2 separate regions of the Homo sapiens genome follow, and region 2 is linked to region 1. The links are chromatin contacts, found by Hi-C or POLR2A ChIA-PET in ENCODE. All regions are on one chromosome and are shown on one strand. The core of a region is the stretch at or near the end of the contact, and the rest is flanking DNA. Distances in the headings are between cores, read along the strand shown.

The links. Hi-C counts contacts between places; a loop is a spot of excess contacts on that map. ChIA-PET counts read pairs that join two places held with the same protein, here RNA polymerase II (POLR2A). Pooled maps may share reads with other maps.
Region 2: a pooled map shows a loop between it and region 1 (2.9-fold over the local background). The contact joins the enhancer-like site here to the promoter of MYO1C in region 1. A Hi-C loop is called at or near these places in 1 of 168 maps with a recorded cell type or tissue (endothelial cell of hepatic sinusoid) and 4 of 50 pooled maps. POLR2A ChIA-PET finds 5 or more read pairs at or near these places in 2 of 52 experiments (H1 and naive thymus-derived CD4-positive, alpha-beta T cell).

The regions. Positions count from the first base shown.
Region 1 is chr17:1,491,318-1,494,137 of GRCh38, reverse strand. It overlaps MYO1C (myosin IC), which reads left to right and starts at 1,452. Exons shown (of 32, transcript NM_001080779.2): 1 at 1,452-1,725. The coding sequence starts at 1,651. It overlaps LOC105371483 (a long non-coding RNA gene), which reads right to left and starts at 1,351. Exons shown (of 2, transcript XR_934145.4): 1 at 513-1,351; 2 at 1-188. RefSeq lists silencers at 2,197-2,596, 2,677-2,820 and an enhancer at 2,401-2,820.
Region 2 is chr17:1,591,534-1,594,353 of GRCh38, reverse strand. SLC43A2 (solute carrier family 43 member 2) reads left to right here. Exons shown (of 14, transcript NM_152346.3): 6 at 1,075-1,167; 7 at 2,655-2,788. Among named protein-coding and RNA genes, the nearest start is that of PITPNA, 30 kb to the right of the region's middle. RefSeq lists an enhancer at 218-719 and a silencer at 2,327-2,492. Within about 2 kb of position 1,378, at least 8 of the 41 ENCODE cell types and tissues checked have a DNase peak (open chromatin) inside an H3K27ac peak, as active enhancers do.

The DNA of each region.
Region 1 (2,820 bases), core at 203-2,702:
CCACCTGTTCCTTCTCACATGCACAGCCATCACGAGGGTTACTGCATGGCACCCTTCATTGGGCAGATGGGAAAGCCAAGGCTCAGAGAAGTGGTACAGTCTCTTCAAAGTTCCAGGCACCTGTGGTTTCCCACAGGACCAGAAACAGGAATGGGGTCTGAACCCACCCGCAGAGCGGTCTCAGTAGTCTGTAAAATACAGATGATGTCCCTATTCTCAAGATTACTGTGGGAGAACAATTGCAGAAAGTGTATCGCACTAGACCCGCCTCCCCGTTCTGATTAATGCGGCCCCGGGGCTTGACCCCAGGGGTCCCCCCACATGCTCACCTCCCCCGTGGTGAACTGAGGTCGCCACACACCCAGCCTCCTGTGTGGGAGGGGTGAGCCCAGCAGTGATTGAGAGGCGGAAAGGGGAATGGGGGGTGCTCTCCGTCCTCTGGGCCCCAGTCAGGATATGGCCGTTCTGGGTCCACCCCGACCCACTGGGTGGAAACAGGAAATAAGTGAGACCTGGTGTGCACTGGGTCTACGCCTGGCTCCACGGCTGATAAGGGCCATTGTGTGGCCGCCGGGGATGAGCCTGCTCTGGATAGATGTGCTTCCCGGAGGAAGGAAGGAAGGCTTGCTAGCTTTTCCGGGGCGGGGGAAGCTGTGGGGAGAGAGAAGGGTGCCGGGGGGAAGGCCCCTGCCTATGGGGCTGTCGGTGCCAGCACACACCCACGGGACTCAGCCCTTCCTATGCCAGCCTCTCCCTCTGGAAAGGTCTGTTTCCCCTATCCACTTCCCTGTTCTTACTTCCTATAAGGAATGGCTGGAGACTGGAGGGCTCAGTCTCAGGCCAGGAAAGTGTCAGCTGTGATTTAGCAACAATAAAAATAGAAAAGCAGGAACATCAGGGGTGGGGGTCACCTGGGGGTACTGTTGAAACGCAAGGGATGAACAGGGCTAGAGGTTGCCCACACCCAGGGAACCCAGGAACTAACCTCACAAGCTCTGAGGCTCAGAGGAGGGTAAGCCAAGAGCTTCCTCACAGCGGGACAGCCCCCTGTCCGGGCCCTGCATGACCAGGCCCCAGCAGCCCTGGTCTCTCAAACTCATGGTGGGGGCTCACCTGCTGTGGGGGGCAGCCCCGTTGAGGGGATGTGCAGGAAAGCCAGTGCCTACTAACGGGTCCTCTTGGCCTAGGGGAGGGCATGCCGTCTGGTTTGGGGAGTGGGCCCCGTGCTCTCTAGGTGGTACCAGAGAGTGGGCAGGAGGAGGGGCCCAGCCATAGAGCTGCCGTGGGGATGGGGGGAAGGGGAAAGGCGTCCTAGCCTTTGACCTGGAGCCCAGGGTCCCCCATGGGTGGCTGCATCGGCTCCTCTGGTTACCTGGGACAACAGGCATTTCCTCCATCCCCAGCCCCTCCTCTTCCTGCTCCAACCATCCGGGCCAAGAGGCCTCCCAGTCAGACCTGGACGGCTCCAGCCGTGTCCTGAGGAGCTGGACCAGCCACATCCCCTGGGGCTGCAGTTGAAGCAGAACCAAGTGGCCATCCCGGCGTTAGACCGTAGGTTCCTGGTCCCGGAGTGGTCGGAGCCCGCCAGTGGGCAGGCAGCTCTTGCTCACAGGCCGCGGTGCCCAGGCCGCTGGCTCTCCGCAGGGCGGAATGGCGCTGCAAGTGGAGCTGGTACCCACCGGGGAGATCATCCGCGTGGTTCATCCCCACAGGCCCTGCAAGCTTGTAAGCTGGGATGCTCTGGGCTGGGAGGAGGGTGGGAGCGTCTCCCCAAGGCCGGGCAGCCCCTCTCAGGCGAGCCCTCGGGCAAGAGCTGAGCAGCGGGGAGGGGTTCCGATCCTTGGCGGGGCCAGAACAGACTGAACAAGACGGGGTGAGTGGAAGAGTAAGGATGCAAGGGCCACTAGCAGCAGGATTTTTGGAAGTGGAGGTCTGGGCTTGACTCTTCCCCGGCTTCCCGAACCTCAGTGGGCAGAACCGTGAATACTGGGCACAAAAGGCAAGTGCCGGCTGCTGTGAGGTCGAAGGACCAGGGCATGGAAGCTCCAGGCTCAGTCAACGCCCCGCTCCTCTCCAGTCCGCAGGGCTGGGACCGCCCAAGACTCAGAACAGAAGGACGGTGTGGGAGGTGGGTGAAGGGTCACGGGTGGGTAGAAACGGGGGAGCGCGGCCCTGGCCCGGCCCGCAGGAAGGGGCTGGAGATGCAAAGGGCCCGGAGGAGGGAGAAAGTCGGGCGCCCCCACGCCCCCAGCAGCGCGGCGGGGAGCCGGGTCTTCGGCCGGAGGGGCGCGCGCGTGTTCGCTGTGGCCCCGGGAACGGGCCGAGGCGGGGGCCGCACGCACCGAGGCTTCGCGGACGCGGCCGGGGCTGAGGCGGGGCGGGGCGGGGCCGGAGGGTGCGCGGCCCTGCCCGGGATGACGACAGGCTGCGGCCCGGCCCCCGGCGGGCCCTGGGCGGGGAGAGTGCGCCCGGGCCGCGGATCCCCAAGCCCGCCACGCCGCCCAGCCCGGCCCCGCCCGCGCCGGAAGAGCCACGCCGGTGGGTACTCGGGGCGCGGGGACGGCGGCCGCGGGGGGCGGGTGTGGGGAGCGGGCGGCCGGGCCGGGAGCCGCCGTGCACGAGGCAGGGGTCACGGCCGGGGATCGCTGGGGCCGAAGAACGGCCGCGTGGACCCGTGCGGGGGGGGGGGGTCCCACGACCCGGAGGCGCCGGCGCAGCCTGGTGGAGACTTAGATTTACCTGCGGGGAGCGGGAGGCGGGGAAGAGCGGCCTGGGCTGCAGGACCCAGGACCCTGCGCGCCCTTCGGGCCCCGCCCGCAG
Region 2 (2,820 bases), core at 129-2,628, 100 kb before region 1:
AGGCCTGGATTTCGGTAGAATGAGCAAGAGTTAGCCTTGAAGTCCTGTTCAGGTGGGCCCCCTCTTGCCCTGTACCCAGAATGAGCTGATGTGAGATGCCGAGAGTGGCTTCGTTGGGAAGAGAGCCCGGACCTTGCTTCCCGTTGGCCTTCCAGGATGCTAACTGCTCGGGCCGAACATCCTGTGGGAAGATAATCCCCTGCTTGTACTGAGAAATTCAGAAGCAGGAGGCCGGGCGCGGTGGCTCACGCCTGTAGTCCCAGCACTTTGGGAGGCCGAGGCGGGCGGATCACTTGAGATCAGCCTGGCCAACATGGTGAAACCCCGTCTCTACTAAAAATACAAAAATTAGCCAGGCATGGTGGCGGGCATCTCTAATCTCGCGACTTGGGAGGCTGAGGCAGGAGAATCACTTGAACCAGGGAGGCGGAGGTTGCAACGAGCCGAGCTCACACCACTGCGCTCCAGCCTGGGGAACAAGAGCAAAACCCCATCTCAAAACAAAGAAAAGAAATTCAGAAGCAGGAATCCTGGGCCAGCTTCATCCTCAGACCGAAGAGAACTGTAGAATTCTGATTGACATCTTCCAAAAACCTACCCTCTCCAAACCAAAAGCAGTTTTTGCTGACATCTGGTCTTTCTGGAATGCTGATATTTTTATTTATAAAATGATGCTATTATCCCCAAATAGATTCTTATTTTTAACAGGCTTTCTCCCTTTGAGGGCTGCCTGAGGCTCATAACTTTGTTCTCTGGCATCTCAGTGTTACCCTGAAAAGACAAGAAGGCTCCTGGGCTCTGCCAGGAGCAGAGAGATAGGGAGGGTTGCCAGCCGGAAAGTCAGACAACTGCTTGTATTCTGCATTACCTCCCTCCTTGGCCCCATCAGCCTCAGTCCATGAAGGAGAAACCTTCAGTGAGCGGTCATTGCCCCTGAACTAATGCCCCTGTGAGTCACACAGGAAGGGGCGCAGGTGAAGAAGGGGCCTCATGGGGCCTAGTTCTCTGTCCCCTCCTCCTCCCCTTCCCTGGTGCATCCTCCCCACTGAGGTTTCTCTGCTTCTTATCTCTCAGCTGCCCAACATGTTCGGCGACCTTCGGTCCACGTTTATTGCCTTGATGATTGGGTCCTACGCCTCCTCGGCAGTCACCTTTCCAGGAATCAAGGTGAGCACGTGTATTTTGCACTGGTGTCTGTGCAGAGGCCTGCTCCAGGCTCCTTCCACCCTCTCTGAAGAGGGAGGCAATTGTGGGCACCCGGGGTGGCCCCTCTCCACCACCCCCACCCGGGCAGGATGCACCTGGGCATCACAGGGGCGACAAATGAAAACCGCGGGGCCTCAGGGGACGGGAATCACGCATGTGGCTGCAGGATCTGCCGCAGGTGCCTTTGCATTTCGGGGCTGGGGCAGGGGAAGGGCGGTGGGTGAGTCTGTTTCCAGTTGTGAGTCTTGCCCCCGTCTCCTCCGTCATCCTGGTCTCCCGCTGCTCCCCTGCTCCCCAACCCCCAGCCTGCTGTTATTGTACCGTTACTCCCCGCCAGCCAAAGCACTGCTCTTGGCCAAGTGTTTCAGCTGTTTCCCTCCTAGGCAGGATTTTGAGCCTGTGGAAGTCACACAGGGTCAGGACGAAGCAAACACCTCACAGTCCATCAGCCCAAGTTCCCCAGACCCTGTGGGTCTGCCAGGGCCCCGTAGGGGCTTCTCCCACCTCTGACCCTCACACTAAGTAAAAGCCCCTTTCCTCGGTGGTGTGTGTGGGAATGCTGTTGGCGAGGAGAGGGGGACACGGTGTGGGCTGGCCACCTGGGCATTGAAGTGGTGGGAGCTGGGACTCTGGGGCCAGCCATCCTATGGACTTGCAGAGATTCTCATGCCCCTGGACTGGGGAGCATCCCGAAAGTTCTTCCTCCTCCTTTTTTTGGGGGGGAACAGGGTCTTGCTCTGTCGCCCAGGTTGGAGTGCAGCAGCACGATCTCGGCTCACTGCAACCTCCACCTCCCAGGTTCAAGTGATTCTCCTGCCTCAGCCTCCCAAGGAGCTAGGATTACAGGTGCCCGCCACCATGCCCGGCTAATTTTTGTATTTTTAGTAGAGATGGGGTTTCACCATGTTGGTCAGGCTGGCCTGGAACTCCTGACCTCATGATCCGCCCACTTTGGCCTCCCAAAGTGCTGGGATTACAGGCGTGAGCCACCATGCCTGGCTTCCTTGAGCATTTCTTTGGCCTCTGCCATGTGAGCTCTCAGAGGCACTGGGGAAGCATCAGTGGACGGGGCTGGCCGGTTCCCGCCTTCAGGGAGCTCCGCTAATACCAGACAAGCCGACGGACCAGGAGCACCGTCCCCTCTGCTGGGCCGATCACTATGAGCCTGCAAGACGTGCCGTGGTCATGGCGGGGCGGTCAGGAAGGCCTCCGAGTCGGGGGGCTAATCACACGCCAGGCCCAGATGACCAGCAGGGCAGGCACGGTGGGAGGACTGGAAGGCGGGTGCCTGATGCCCCAACGCCCAGGCTGGCAGGGCTGTGCCTCTTTGCGCGGCTCAGCACAGGGACAGCAGGGGTGGCCAGACGCCCCTGCCTGCTGCGGCTCTGGCCTCCCCGGGCTAACTCTGCCCCCTCCCCCCCCCACCCCGTCCCCGCGGTGCCTGTCAGCTCATCTATGATGCTGGTGTCTCCTTCATCGTCGTCCTCGTGGTCTGGGCCGGCTGCTCCGGGCTGGTTTTCCTCAACTGCTTCTTTAACTGGCCCCTTGAGCCCTTCCCGGGGCCGGAGGACATGGACTACTCGTAAGTAGAGGTGCCCCCGTCCCGCCTGCCCC